Linked DNA regions of Mus musculus: region 1 is linked to region 2. A link is a loop called in an ENCODE intact Hi-C map of the cell type or tissue named here. Cell type or tissue: heart. All regions are shown on one strand. Links, peaks and the distances in the headings refer to the core of each region. The heading gives the core; the rest is flanking DNA. Region 1 overlaps Smoc1 (SPARC related modular calcium binding 1). Region 2 overlaps Smoc1 (SPARC related modular calcium binding 1).

What was found. A loop is a pair of places that touch in the nucleus more often than their neighbours do. Peaks named below come from ENCODE experiments on the same cell type or tissue, not always from the same donor. Only the 100,000 strongest peaks of a DNase experiment are listed, where the experiment ranks them.
Region 1: it touches region 2 in a loop (2.0-fold over the local background); 3 of 42 quality-filtered maps call a loop at or near these places.

Annotation. Positions count from the first base shown.
Region 1 is chr12:81,102,426-81,110,219 of GRCm38, forward strand. It overlaps Smoc1 (SPARC related modular calcium binding 1), which reads left to right. Exons shown (of 13, transcript NM_022316.2): 2 at 2,182-2,347; 3 at 3,474-3,586. It also overlaps the pseudogene Gm18031. Among named protein-coding and RNA genes, the nearest start is that of Mir3067, 60 kb to the right of the region's middle. In heart, for the core only: no CTCF peak of the experiment used is centred there; a DNase peak (open chromatin) is centred at 3,796; H3K27ac peaks cover 77 bases.
Region 2 is chr12:81,151,628-81,159,421 of GRCm38, forward strand. It overlaps Smoc1 (SPARC related modular calcium binding 1), which reads left to right. Exons shown (of 13, transcript NM_022316.2): 7 at 1,046-1,126. Among named protein-coding and RNA genes, the nearest start is that of Mir3067, 11 kb to the right of the region's middle. In heart, for the core only: no CTCF peak of the experiment used is centred there; a DNase peak (open chromatin) is centred at 4,244.

The DNA of each region.
Region 1 (7,794 bases), core at 1,178-6,177, 50 kb before region 2:
CTTAGAACCTTCTGTTCTGAGGAGCTCTGGGCCACCTCTGTGCACCTCTGTGCACTGTTTTGCCGTGAGGAGGACAGAGGAAAGGACACAGCTAGAGCAAATCAGCGCATTGAAGAGAGAGCATCCCAGAAGCCTCCTTGGGTGATGCGAATCTGGGAGGGGAGGTTAGGCCTTTTGCTAGACATCTTGGTTCTGAGTTAATTTCATTCGAGAAGCACTACTCATGGCTACATTGGTTCCACAAATAGTCAAAGAGTCCAGCACTGTGCTAGATGCTCAGATATGTTTACATGTAGAGCAAGTTAAATCCTTCTTGTCTTGAAGCTCCAAGTTGGGTACCCTATTGCCAACCAAGTCACACATATAAATTCATCATCTCAGATGTTAAGAGCTAGAGAGGGGCTTCCTCTTTCCAGTCATTACTGAGCAATGAGTATCTCTTGGACAACTGGTACAAGTGCCGCAAGACCAGGGGTAAGAGAAAACCATACCACAAGAAGCGGAAGTATGAGCAGGGACGGCCAGCTGCCAACACCAAGATTGGCCCTTGCCGTATACACACAGTCCGAGTTAGAGGAGGCAGTAAGAACTACCGTGCCCTGAGATTGGATGTGGGGAATGTTTCCTGGGCCTCTGAGTGTTGTACTCACAAAACAAGGATTATTGATGTTGTCTACAATGCATCCAGTAATGAGCTTGTCCGCACCAAGACCCAGGTGAAGAATGGCATTGTGCCTATTGACAGCGCATCGTACTGATAGTGGTACGGGTCCCACTATGCACTGCCCCTGGGCCACAAGAAGGGGGCCAAGCTGACTCCTGAGGAGGAAGAGATTTTAAACAAAAAAACTATCAAGGACAATTAAAAAGAAATACAACGACGAAAGGAAAGAAGAATCAGCTCTTCTGGAGGAGCAGTTCCAGCAGGGCAAGCTTCTCACCTGTGTTGCCTCAGACCGGGTCAGTGTGGCAGAGCAGACGGCTATGTGCTTGAAGGCAAGGGGCTGGAGTTCTATCTGTGGAAGATCTAAGTCCAGACAGGCAAATAAACTGTCATTCATAGCGTGTGTAATAAAAGTGTTCTGAAAAAAAAATAAAGAAAAATAAAGATAAAGAAAAGAAAGAGAAAAGAAAAGAGAAGAAAAAAAATATCTTGAGAGGAAGCCAGAGTTGTGAGAGATTGGGATGGGCACTGTCCTTACCTGTGAGAGTTGGGGAAGCCTCCTGAAAAAGATGGTGGCAGCCCAAACCCAGAGCAGGCTGAGAGCAGATGGTGGAGAAACACTTCAAATGGCTAGATGGGCAGAGGCAGTGGTAAACAAGCGGCACAGAAATGCCGTCACTGAGGCCCAGGGTCACATACGGCCATCCTGGAACACCCTTGACCTGTCCTAATGGCAGCTGGACACCTTTCAAGGGTTTTAATCAGGGATCCAGGGCTGACACTGGTATGCTGAGGTCGACTTGGAGGGTCGCAGTGCATGAGGGTTTATTGAAGGTGTCTGAGAATTCTGGTCCTAAAGGATTCTGCTTGACTTATTGTTTCCCACGCTGATTATTATCACCACACGTTTGGAACACAGGAAAAAATTTTCTTACTCACTCAGCTTGTATTTTGCTAGAGAGCAATGGGCAGAACAGATAGATTTGGGGTTTAATGCTATTGATTTGGCGATAGGTTTGGGGTTCAATGATATTACCTATTACATAAAACTTCCCCCACAGAACTTAGAGACTGTTTTTTTCTGGAGTTGAGCATTTGTAAGCAGCAGTTGTGGTAGCCATCCGTGTGTGGAGAGAGGGTGCATGGTTTTCAGGTTAAAGCTTTGATTTTCTCCCCATGGATTTAGGCTGTGAGGAGATCCTCACGCCACACAGTGTGACAGTGGTCCCGTCAGGGGTTCCGTCTCACAGGGTGGTTGTGGAGATTGACAGGATCCTACATTTGGAGCATCTTGTGGTCAGTTAACAGGACCTTACTATCTTTGGGATGCATACGGGAGGCCTTCCTTGGTTAAACATCTATCAGGCTCCCTCATCTCTAGGGTTTTATAACTTCAGATCTATTTGAGATTTACTAACTAAGGGGAAGCCAAGACTATAAGTCATGGGTCTCTCCCTATTTTTCTTGCAAAAATAACCTCTGTGTTATTTCACTTTTTTTCTTCCTTCCCAACGTAGTTCCTAATAAGTGACCGTGACCCTCCGTGCAACCCACACTGTCCCAGGACTCAGCCCAAGCCCATCTGCGCCTCTGACGGCAGGTCCTACGAGTCCATGTGTGAGTACCAGAGAGCCAAGTGCCGAGACCCAGCCCTGGCCGTGGTCCATCGAGGTCGATGCAAAGGTGAGTGTGTACGCTCAGGCGGGCAGAGGCTGCTGGGACTACAGCGCCACAAGGTGAAATCATCACTGGGGCTTGAATGCCTTTGCTCTTCTGCTCTTCTGTCTCTCTCCGCCTCCCATCAGGGTGTGAGGGAAGGAAGAATGGTAAGGAACACTTCCCTGATCTTCAGACACTGCCACCAGTGAGGAGCGAGGGGCTGAGGGGCAGTGTCTTGTATGCTTGTGGTGTTTTGTTTTTTTTTTCTCAAAACAGAGACACAGTACATTACTGCTGGCCCCGGGATAGGGATTCCAAACTGTTGGTTCACAGAAGTGTTTTGTTTGACCTGCTTTAAAGCGCGCAAAGTATTTGAGATAACATTTAAAAACTGGGAGATTCAACAATAACAAATCTGGCCTTTTGTTTCTCTCTTCCAAAATTGGCAGGTCTGGCACTGTCAGGTTTGTCAGTGCAAGACAGCGCACACAGTCAGCGCTGAGGAGTTCCAGCCACTACAAGGAGCTTGCTTTCTGCTCTACTTCCAACCTTCCTCCTGACTTCAGAGCACTGCGTGTGCAGCCCCTCAGTCACTGTCTGTGCTGCTTTCCCGAGTCCCGTAGAGTTTTGACCTTGTGGTCTGGAGCGATCATAGGAAGTGCAGGAAGCCAGCGGGCTACCACAGACATTTGATTTTCTCAAGAAAGCGCTAGCATTGCTATGTTGCCCAGGCTGATGACAGGCCTGCCATCAGAGCCTTCCTTAGTCCTGACATTAAAGATATGCACCATCACGCTCTCCTTGCAGTTCCTGGATTTATTAGTTTTAGTAAAGCTTGGAGAAGTTAATGGGAATGGGACTCACTTTCCCCATCCCATGAGTAAAGGGACATTTAGGAGAAAGAAAAGGAGAGCCTGGGCTAATAGGCTTCTCCTCTACTTCCCTAAGCGTTAAGAGGAAGGTAGCTCCAGCAGGTGTCTGTGGACATGGGCACCACACTCTTCCCACTGAACATGCAGGTGGCATGCTGCCTTGCCCCAGCCAGGTACAGGGCTTTTCTCAGCATTCCTGCCATGGGGCAGCCATTTTGGTCCCTGGCTTCTGTGTGGAACCCAAGGGAAATATACAATGTACTCCTCCCCCTGTTTAGATGCTGGCCAGAGCAAGTGTCGCCTGGAGAGGGCTCAGGCCTTGGAACAGGCCAAGAAGCCTCAGGAGGCTGTGTTTGTCCCAGAGTGTGGCGAGGATGGTTCCTTCACACAGGTGAGGTTTCACGTGGGCTTCTGGGGCGCTCGCTGGGCTGAGGCAGAAGGGAGGTGTCCAGAGAGCACCAGGGTCATTTGGCACCTTCATTTTGTGGGAAATGGCTGGGTGAGTGTCTCTTTATCCCCTCTGCACTGCCTTTCCCCTTCTGGGCCCTCTATGCCACTCCCTGCCAACTGGCAGTGGGCCCTGACAAGATGCATGGAGTCTGAGCCAGGAAACTGGCATGGCCGGGTCCTGGTCCTCCCTACTGGCTGTCTCTTCTGTCAAATGTGGGCTGATTATTTTCGCTCGTCCCTGCCAGTTTCCACAGGCAACCTCAGTATTCCCTTCTCTGTTTATTGCTACCCCTCCACAACCCCTCGCCATGTACCTCCTTGAATGAAGAGGCACCCTTTTTGAGCACCGAGCTCACCATAGCTTCTGGACTGTGTGTGTACACGTGCACATGCAGATGGGCACGGCTAAGATTTTAAATACCCTGTCAGTGGCTCACCTCTCCTGCTCAGTGTCCCAGCTATTGCTTTGTGTAGTAGTGGGCTAGGCTACATTGGCACTGGCAGCCTTCCTGAAGCATAGTGGCAGTGGGACAGTAAGGTGCCTCTTCAAGGAAACTTCTATACGGCCCCCTAAGGGCCCAGATGAGAGGTTTTTGTGAGTCAGGACATGTGGCAAATGCATGGAGATGTGGTGAGGAAAATAAGGACAGTTATAGGACATGGTAAGCTTAGCTTGGCTGGGGATTGTCCCTGTGCCTGGCCGCTTTCTCTAGGATCCTTCTATCAAGTACATATAGCATTCAGGGGGGAATCTACACTTTCAGAGATAGAAAAAGCTGCTTCAGGGTTTTAAAAGCTCCTGTAATTCTTTTTTTTTTTTTTTTTTTTGGTTTTTTGAGATAGAGTTTCTCTGTATAGCCCTGGCTGTCTTGGAACTCACGCTGTAGACCAGGATGGCCTCGAACTCAGAAATCCACCTGCCTCTGTCTGCCTCCCAAGTGCTAGGATTTTTTTTTATTACGTATTTTCTTCAATTACATTTCCAATGCTATCCCAAAAGTCCCCCCCCCCACACACACTCCCCTACCCACCCATTCCCATTTTTTGGCCCTGGTGTTCCCCTGTACTGGGGCATATAAAGTTTGCCTGACCAATGGGCCTCTCTTTCCAGTGATGGCCGACTAGGCCATCTTTTGATACATATGCAGCTAGAGTCAAGAGCTCTGGGGTACTGGTTAGTTCATAATGTTGTTCCACCGATAGGGTTGCAGATCTCTTTAGCTCCTTGGATACTTTCTCTAGCTCCTCCATTGGGGGCTCTGTGATCCATCCAATAGTTGACTGTGAGCATCCACTTCTGTGTTTACTAGGCCCCGGCCTAGTCTCACAAGGGACAGCTATATCACCGTCCTTGCAACAAAGGCTTGCTAGTGTATGCAATGGTGTCATTGTGCTAGGATTAAAGGCGTGCGCCACCACTGGCCGGTGCTCCTGTAATTCTGTCTCAGGGGATGTAGGGTGGCTGTCAGTCAGAGGGTTTTCAGATTTCACTTCTGGTTGAGGGAGGGGGTTACTGACCTGAGACCAATACTATCTTAGGCAGTAACATAGAGGGGTGGTTGGGCATAGGTTTGACTTTGATATTTTAAGTGTTTCTCTGTTGACTCAAAGATGTAACCAGGCTGGGGCGGGGAGCACAGGGATAAAGTGACCTTGGCCGTCAGCCCTGGGGGAAGTGCTTGCTTTGACTTCCCATTTAAAGCTTTGCACTGCCAAATAACCCTATTTTTGGAGAATGCATGCACCATCATGACTTGGGGTGAAGAGTTGGTTCAAGGCCAGGGCACTCCGAAGATCCCTATGTTCTGTTGCTGTCTGACCTGGCAGACTCAAAGGGAGCTCGGAACTGTGCACTAGGAAGATGCAGTCTAGAGCTGTGCTTGGTGCGCTGTGCCTGACCGGGGCCAACCTGCCTGGGCTTGAGGCCAACCCACACGGGCAAGTCACTTAGCTTCCCAGCGTGCTTATCTGTAAAAAAAAAGAGAGAGACGATTATCTTTATGATTGTTATGTTGTACACATGTGATAAATTACTATGACGTCATCAGCATTATATATGGCTCTTAGGTTATGCGTGTCATTTTACTATTATTAGTGGTTATTATTTCACTTCCCTTGTAAGACCTCGATGAGGATGAAATGGGCTAACGCATGTGAAACACTTGGGACATACACATGTTGTGTAAGCATCTATCAGCACCATTATTGTGCGTCTCATCTCGACTGTGGGTCTCTATCTTAGATCTTTTCAAGCTTATAGATGGTACCACTTAAGGGTTGGGGGAGAGCACCCAAAGCCTTCGGTTGAAACTTTCCAAGCATGAAGAGTCATGAGCCCTCTGTCCTCATCAATTTTTAGGTTAGCTAATTATCTGAGTAAAACAGAATGCGGTGACCTTTGTCTGTGTGTTTGAGCACCCACACCCTCGGAGGGGAAATCAGACCTTCCTGAGTTTTGTTTTGGGCTGAGACCTGTGGGAGAAAGGTGATGGGGAGGAGGGCAGAGCCGAAGGCAGCTGTTCTCTCTCCTCTGCAGGCTCGTGGAGTCCTGAGCGTGTTGCTTATGAGCGTGGTTGACCTCTGCCCTCCTGACTCTGAAGTGTTAGCTGTCTCATGACAGACAGCCCCTCTGGCCAGCTTTTGTTCTGGCAAGGCCAGGCCCAACCAGGTGGTGTTTGCTTAAGGAAGGGAACTTCCAGATTAGTCCAGGCTGACTTGCTAAATGAGAGTGCCCGGGATTGCAGGCTGTCAGGTATTCCTTGCTTGTGTGACAGGCTAAGCACTGCCATGTGTCCTCAGTGCAGGCTGGCTCAGCCCAGTGAGCAGTCAGACGGCCAGTCAGTAGACCATTCCAGCTCGAGTGGTTACATGGAAGCTCCCCTCCCCCACTACTAAAGATGCTGCAATATCTTGAGGTTGCTGCTCTGAGTGTGATTCCGTCACTCCGAGGAGAGGCCAGAGTGCTGGGAGACAATGCCATCTCCTTCCCCATGGCCCGTTGTCACTCAGCCAGCTCTAAGTCCTGAGACAAGCTACATTGCTCTAATATTGTCTAGAACATTGGCATAGGGGCATGCTGGAGTTCGTAGCATGACTTACTCCTGGGAATTACTACAGATGTTATTCTTCTGAAGAACAAGGAGAGAATGATGGGACTCTGTTGGGACAGCTTTATCTGGTGTGAGACACAGCTGGAGGCCACATGACTGAATTAGCTTTAAGGAGACTCACGTGGCTTCTTTCTTTGTTTCCCCTGTTCTCCTTCCTCACTATACCCAACCTCAACTCACACAGGGGCGGGCGGGCGGGCGGGCAGGCAGCTCATCTTCCCTTACAGCAGGGATGCTGCATTCACCACTGTTTGAACTATCAGTACTTAGGATGGCCCCAGACTATTAAATCCAATTATGAGGCTCAGATCCAGACAGGTATTTTTGTTCATATGTGTTTGTGTGTGCAGGTACAAATGTGTGTATGGCTGTACATGCGTTTGTGTGCATGTGTGTGTATGCAGGTACAAATGTGTGTGTGGATGCATGTGTGTTTGTTTGCATGTGTGTATGTGCAGGTACATATGTGTATGTATGGTTGTACATTTGTTTGTGTGCATATGTGTGTGCAGACTAGAGGAAACCTTGGGTGTTGTCCTTTTGGAAACATTCACCTTGTTTTCTGAGGCAGTCTATCACTGGCTTGGAACTCACCAATTAGGGTAGGTTGGCTGGTCAGGGAGCCCTGGGGTCTGCTTGTCTCTCTGCCCCTCCAGCACAGGAATCACAAGAGTATGCCACTGTGTCTAGCCTTTTTGCCTGGGTTCTGGGATTAAACTTAGGACCTCGTGCTTGCAAGGTTGAAGCACATTATTAAGCCATTTTAGACACAGGGATTAGGGATTTTTAACTCTTCTCATCCCCCAGGGGTGATGTCAGTATTTGTTAAAAACAAAAAACAAAAAACAAAAAACAAAACCCTTAAACCTACTCTGTAAGGATGTCGTCTCTCTGGTTTCTTGAATACATCATTGGGATGTGAAGCTCAGTTCTTTGGGGACCTGGAATGAAGTCAGCTGCTCCAGGCTTTGCCCTTTGCTTTGGTGTGGTCTATTTCTTCTCTGGATGCCAGAGACATAATTCCCAATAGCTGCTCTGC
Region 2 (7,794 bases), core at 1,583-6,582:
AAAAAAAAAAAAAAAAAAAAAAGTCCGGCCTCTGCTCAAGGTGAATATACTTGAGATTCTATTCTATTCTATATATAAAGTGGGGACTTTACCGAGTGCTCCAGATCCCTGTGAACAGAGAGTAAGGTTTCCAGAACACCTGATAATGAAGGTCCGCGTCCAGAATACATCATATAGCAAGATTTTACCATTTCTCTGCCGAGTGTACCTGGATCATTGGACAGAGGAACAGAGAAATTAAACAAAGCCATGGTCCCGTGGCTAGGGAATGCACTAGGAGCAGCTCAGTGAGAATGGAAAGGGGAGTCTCTATAATCCACAAACACCCTCCTTCATCATTAGAAAGTGTGGGTCCTAGTTTAGGTAGAGGATAGAGATGATGTCATTTGGGGAGACCATCCTGGTGCTGTCACCTGGTTGCTGTATAGTATATTTGGATAACCCCACAGGATTTCCACACCTTGGCCTGCTGAGAGCCTACAGCTACCCTGGGGTGGCCTAGATGAAGGTGCTTTGTGTGTGCCCCACCTGACTGTGACAAGGGGTCACAGTCTGTGCACAACTCAGTCCCTTCTTCCCCACATGGAGCAGAGGCTCTGCAGGCTGAATCAGCTGTGGTTCAGCTGTTTCCTCTAAAATAGTCTCTGTGGTGTGTTTGGCATTCCTTTGTTGATTTATCCCCTTTAAATCGTCTCCCAAGGAAGCAGCTGAGAGAGACTTGGCTTGGCCCATGTTCTTCACCTCCTGGGATAATATTTGTATTCCTTGATGGAGTGGCTTGGTGCCTCTGGATTCTGACCACTCTGGGTTCCAGCACAGGATGCCCTGGTTGTCACTTAAAAGCCGATGGGCAGAAGCACTTCCGTCGCAAGGAAGAGAGAGTGTGTTGGCACTGGGATGGGGTCGATATGCCAAGAGGAAGATAGCTGAAGCTTTAATGCCCAGGCTTCTAAAAAGCTTATTACGAATCTGGGTTGTACTATATGTTGTCTACTTTTTGCCCACATATTCACACACATTCTCTTTCTCTCTTGTTTTTTTCTAGAAATCACAGCCCCCACCTTATGGATTAAGCACTTGGTAATCAAAGACTCCAAGTTGAATAACACCAACGTAAGAAATTCAGGTAAATAACCTTCCTTGGATTGTATATGAATTCAACCCTCTGTCCCTCGGTGTCCATAGCTGCTCTATGACTTTTTATCATGTGAACTTGTTTTCTTCTCTCTGTTTCCTTTTGTCCTCTCCCGTCTGCCTTCCAGCTCACTCCTCCACTTCTTCCTCTTCTGTTTTCTCTCCAATTCCTTTTCAGAGACAGAGTCTCATTATGTAGCCCAAGCCAGTCTCAAACCAGTGCCCTTTCCATCCCAACCTTCCAAGTGTTGGGGTCGTGCCATTCTGTCAAGTTTTACATGAGCCATTTAATTTGTATTATCTTCATTTTCTACAGCTATAACATAAGGGGGTAAGATGAATTAGTTAGCCCCCCCCTTTTTTTCTTTTGCCATAGCTAGAATCAAATTCTATGAGCAGTTGATCTGTTTGGATGACAACATTTGTTAATATGTTTTAATATCTGGCTTGCCTTATCTGAATGCCATGCAGCAGGATTTGAAAGAAGCAGACTGGGCATATAGAAGCTGGACTTCAAGCCCAACAAACTTAGTTCTTCTGTGTTGAGATTTTAAAGCTGCTTGTTGCTGTGCCCCTTCTGAGCTGATCTTTTGGGAATTGTGATGGTACAAAGGTGATCCATTTTGAATAGTCACATTCGTAGGATTTACCTGAAACCGTATTTGACGCCAACAAAGATCAAGCTCAACCAAGTTCACTGGCCCTCAACAAAGACTCAATATTCACCAGCAGGAAAGACCATAGCAAACCAGAACTGTGTTGCTGGCAGGGAGACTCGTACTTTCACTTAAGGTGCCATTATGAGAAATATCATTTTGCATAATTTATGTTGTAGGCTGAGTCTAATGTAGCCCCACGCTTCCCTTATTGGTGGCAAGGGCTATGAACAAAGGATTCCCACCATTGAACGGACAGGCAGAGTTTCGTGTGACCACTGATCAGTGAATGAGTGTGCTATCACTGGCACCACTGTTTTACTTGGGTGCCAGCTCTGCATTAGAGGTGGAGCACGGAGGCTGCAGGCCAGCGAGTGAGACCGAGGTGAATTTGTAACACAATGGTGGGCTTTCTGTAAGGCTTGGGCTGGTCAGTATTTCTCCGTGTGACTGACTTACTACTGGCTATGAGATGGAAGTGTGGGATGGGGACCTAAAGGAGGCTGTGTGAACTCTCCTGGGCTAGAGTGTAACAGAATGGTACAACGGTTAAAGGACAGGCTTTGACATTGGCAAAATCTCAGTGCGTGTCCTGAGTGACTCTAGTCAGATAAAAGTCATTCCTTAACTGTAGAGTGGCATCAGGGTCTGTCCCTCCAAAGGTTCACTAAGCTAATGTCTATGTGTTTCCTGACCGATGCCTGGCTAAAGGAGGAATGGTATGCGTAGTTATGGATTATTATTATTATTGACATTGTTGGTAACTGTAAAATGATGGCGTTTTGGTTCTGGGTGCTATGCATGCTGTGACCCCGTGCATGCTCTGCAGGTGTTCTACCACTGGTCGACATCTGTAGCCCTTGATTTTTGAGATAAGGTCATGACATACAGCCTGGTGTAGCCAGAAACTCAAAGTCCTTTCACCTCAACTTCTCAAGTGCTAAAATTACAGATGCGTGCCACCACACTTTAACCAATGACAGTGTTTATTGTGCCTAAGCTAGAGGAAGCTAGTGGCACCTGTCTTCCTGAGCTGTAATAAAGCGATGCCGTCAAGTACTGATTGCCACCCCTATTGGTTTATGTAGTTTTCTATTGTATGATGATAGGGTCATGTTAAGGAATGGTTTCTAGGCAAGCACAACTACCTTCTTGTTGTGGGGATCCAGCCACCTTTATTCTTCGTAGCTATTGACTTTATAAGGTTCGTATATAGGACAGGATAGTTGCAGGAGCTAACTGTTCTTTAAAAGAAATAGATCAAAGAAAATTATTAGTCTTTGATGTTTTAGTATTTGCTTAGCAGACTAGAATATTCTCTGTCATTATCACCTGGCTGTTCTGACTGATACCTGTCAATCCTATTGATGGAATCAGGTATAAAAGACACGGTTCTACAAGAGGATATAGCAGATAACAAGTGGCCAGACCACTTGACTGTTTTTGCAAATAAGATTTTATTAGGACACAGTGACACTGGTTTATTTCTGTGTTGTTTATGACCATTTGCATTCACAAGACTAAGCTTGGATAGCTGTCACGGAGCTTGTGTGGCTTGTAAAACTTAAAATATTCACTTTATGATCTTTTGCAAAGGAAGTTTTCTGTGCCCTGGTGTACACAACTGAATGTGGCGGGAGTAGGAGGGACATGGATGGGGATCGTCTCACCCAAGTTTTTTGACCCCTTCATAAACCAAGCAGAAGTAGGAGCTGTGGCTCCTGAGATGCTTTGTGATGTTCCAGGTAAGCCTGCACCATCACAGAGACTCCTGGGGCCGCTCACGAGACTTCATCCTCTCACCATTCCCAAGTCTTAGCATCCCGTTCTGGTTCATGCTCTCGAAGCCGGTTGTCAAGGAAGCATCGTGAGGTCTGGATTTTCGGGCAGTGGGGCAGGGAATCTTTTATACACAAACCACATGCTGGTCAAAGCATGGGCTTTGGAATCAGACAGACACGTAGACCTGGTTTCCAAGACTGGTTCTCCATGCCTGGGGCAGCCAGTCAAATTCTCTTGAGTCTTCCTTTCCTTATATGTAAAACGAGAAGCTTCAAACAAAGCAAAGCCCCCTTGGTGGAATGCCTTTTTTGCATTGTGCTAGCCTAGTCTCACATGTTGGCACATTCAGTTAATGATGAGTTAGACATCCTTTGATGAGAATGGGAGTCTGGTCAGTCGGCTTTTGGTGAGGGCTGGAAGGAGCATTAGAGTTAAACACCCGAGATGGCATTCTGTTAGACTTTAATGGAAGACTCTAGGCTCAGGAGGTTGGAGTCAGACTCTGTGGAGTTCGCCTGGATGAGAGCTCATCTTCTCAGTCTTCTCTCAGAAAGAGAAAAAAAAAGCAATTCCAATTTCTTTTACACCCCAAACATCCTTTTTTCACACTCAGACCCTGTGACGCCAGGTTTGTTTTCTGGCCTGGGGACTGTTGATGTTGGAAAGGTTCCACTGGGCGCCTGAAAGTTGTGCAATAACATGACACACGCTCACCCGCAGACGTATCCAGTCTTCTCCCTGACTGGAAGGTCTGGCCCTTTCTGGAAAGCTTTACCATGTGTTCATAAGGCTGCTGTGGCCTTTTGAGTCCTTGGCAAGTTCAGCATATGTAGGTTTGTCTTTCTGGTCCTCTCCTTTATGACCACCTCCCTCATATGTCTCTTTTACAAGCATCCATGCTCCCGGAGAACTTTCTGTATCTGGGAAGATGATGTTCCTGGTCATCGTGAGAGCAGCATGTCCTAGAGGAGCGCGGGCCAGAGCCTCTGCTGCCTTTTCAAGGAAATAGGAACTCCTGCTGAATTTCTTTCTTCCTTTTCTTAAAACCAGAGTTAGGTATCATGACATTTCTTAAAATACCTAGTATTTAAAATGTGTTTAAACCATCTCTATTTATAGAAGAAGGTAAAGAGCTAAGATAACAAGAATTAAGCTCCATATAACCCTTCATTTTAACCCCCTGGTTCTAAGCTGACTATAAGAAGATACTTGTTAAGTTTTTTTTAAAAATCTCATTAGGATTTGAGTCTTTTTGTTTGTATTTGGGAAAATACTGTGCTTGCTCTTCTGAGAAAACGAAGTCTCTTAGGAACTAGGGTCATGGTCGTGGCCACCATGTTCTTTGAGGGCTGTGGTGATGCTCTATGACTCCAGCATGTTTCCCTTCGCCCTGGGAGCTGGGCTAGCACCTAGACCCTCTTTGTTTCTTCACCCATATCTTTTCTTTTCTTTTCTCCTTGACATTTTGCAATGAATCGAGAGTCCCGTTTCTTTTTGCCTGAGAATGTCTGTGTTTGCTCAAGGCTCATACACATGTCCCAGGTATGTAGGTGGACAGAATTCTTGCCCTTACCCATTTGGGTGCACCATTGTTCTTTTAGGCAGGCTTATGGGCCACTGGCCACAGTAGAGATTGCTTTTCCACCCAGGAAGTTTCTTCTGGAATAGCTGCTATGACTGGGGCTTGGGGTCACCAAGGCAATGACACTTTCTGGCTGGATCCCCACCCCCACAAGACTCTACTCTTTGCCCAACTGGAAACCGTGGGCTGATGTAATGACCTGAGGCTGGAAAAATAAACAGCTTGCAAGGAAACCAGTGGTAGCCTTGTAAGCAAATAGCCCACAGCCACCTGGAACCTCACACATGACGTGATTGGGAGGGAGAATGAGTAATCTACCAGCATCAGCCACGAGCGCCGGCCCAGGCTTGTGTGCGTTTAAAATATCTACATGAAAACACACGCTGCAACTGGCCTTTTAGGTGATCTGCCCTTTGAGCTCATGAAGATGCCTCTCGGTCAATAATGGCCAATAGAACTGCGATGAGGATGAAACCATATGGTTCTTCCCAGGGCATTCCCTGGCAATAAAGGCTTTGTCTTTTTTCTTTCTCTCTCTCTTTTTTATCTTTTGCTGAGAGGAAAGGTGACTGTTATTTAGAGGTGAGAGAGAGAGAGAGACAGAGAGAGAGAGAGAGAGAGAGAGAGAGAGAGAGACCTATAGTGCAGTTCTACCTTGCTCTAACATTGGCTTTCTTGGTTACCTTACTCTTGGTTACCTTACTCTGTCACCCCATTGTCTGCTTGTAGTGATGGGATGAGAGGTATGTGGCCATAGGATTCAGACTCTGGGACTTCCTCTGCCTGTGAAAATCTTGTGTCTAGAAGTGAGTTTCATGTGCAGTTTGATGTTCCCTAGCAAAGCCAGGGCCCATATATTCCCTTTGTCTTCAGTTGTTGAGGTGCCATCAAAGAGCCTGCCTAGGTACTGTAACTGATTCACCGCAAGTTTCTGGAAAGTCAGGGATGACCTTGGCTTAGTCTGAGCGCCTCCTTTACGTGTGTAAAAATGACTTTTCAAGTAAGCAGCGTATGAAGCTTATGGCCACACATATAATATTCGTATTCTGAGGGGAGGGGGGGGAGGGGGTAAAGGTATACTTAATTTTGACAAAATAATAATAAAAAATCCCCTCACTTTCATCTTTTCCCTTTGTCTGTATCCTCTCTTCTTCTGTTGCTTGAAGTTGAATTTTCTATATTTTGGAACTTCTGGTACAAAGCCTGCAGGCAGGGTCAATGAAATCACCAAGAAAAGCTGGGAAGAAGCCAGGGTACTCTTTCCTGGTACCTGCCACTAGAGGACTACCTGAAGTATTTCCTGGCCCTTTGGAGGAAAGGGCATCTCTCTTGGCTTTGTGGCATGAGTCAATGGAGATGGGTGGCTGTGAGCCAGGGATGCTTTGGGGTGAGGGAAGTTGAGAGAAAAGATGTTTATGTGCTAAATTGAGGCAATCCATCCCAGAAGAAATCCCCCACCTCTCCCCAAGAGCTCAGCATCTGTCTGTGTGGGAAGTGGGTGTTTACCACTTCAGAACCATGGTGAGCCATGCTTGGCCATTTTAGGTTCTGCAGAGACTCTATTTACACGGGATGGCTGTACTGTTTCCTTATTCCTCTTCACCCATGACGCTTCATCCTAATGGCGCATTTACCGCTGGGGGAGAGCTGCCCTCAGCCAGCACTGGCGACTCGAGATGTTAGTTCTGCCTAAAGATGGAACTTCAGAGGCACAGCAAACTGGCTGTGACGCATGGGCCACATAACAAACAGTACCCCAAAGATGTATGGGGTGCAAGGGAAGTGCTTGCCCTTGACTCTGCCTCTTCCTGGTGCTCAGCTTCCAGTGAGTAGAGCAGCTAAGTCTGGGGAGGTTCCCCTGCTCCTGTCTAACTGTAAGCATGTGGGCTAGTAGAGGGAGCAGCACAGGGTGGGGAGTGGGGAAGCTTCCTGCACCACCACTGACTTTGTAATGAGAAAGCAAGAGTCCAGCTAGCGAGAGGTCATGCAGGGCTCTAAGCCCAACAGAAGTTATGAGGCACTAAGCCTGAGATGGTGGGAGAACAACACAGTGAACACGGAAGGAAGGGCTGCCCATTGGGTAGCAGTGTCCCAAAGGCAGGGTCAGTGATGTGCTTCACTACAGTAGGGCAAACAGTTTCTCAGTGATTTTTTTGAAGTTCTAGAAGTTATTGTATAAAGCAGACAGACTCATCTCTCTCTCTCTCTCTCTCTCTCTCTCTCTCTCTCTCTCTCTCTCTCTCTCTCTCCTGAACTATGTACCCTTTATAGTATGTACCAGGATAGACTGCTCCCATAACCTGGTCCTTGGTCTGCCATTACAGGTCAATTGAGGAGCCCCGTTAAACATGGGAATTAGGATGTTGGATATAGTCCACATGGAGTTGAGGACACTGCCACCTTAGACTAGTTAATTATAATAGCAGCTACCACTGTCCAGTTTACTGTAGCGCCAGGGTAAATGTTGTACTTTCATTTGCGGTGTCAGGTATCTAAACTGATGCCTTATATGTGCTAAGTAAGCACCCTACCATTGAGCTACAGCTTAAGTCCCATCTTATCAGACATAGCTGTGGGGCATGTGTAGGGGCTACTCTGCTGGCACAGGTAAGGAACTTTGAGACTGTGCAAGATCAAGAT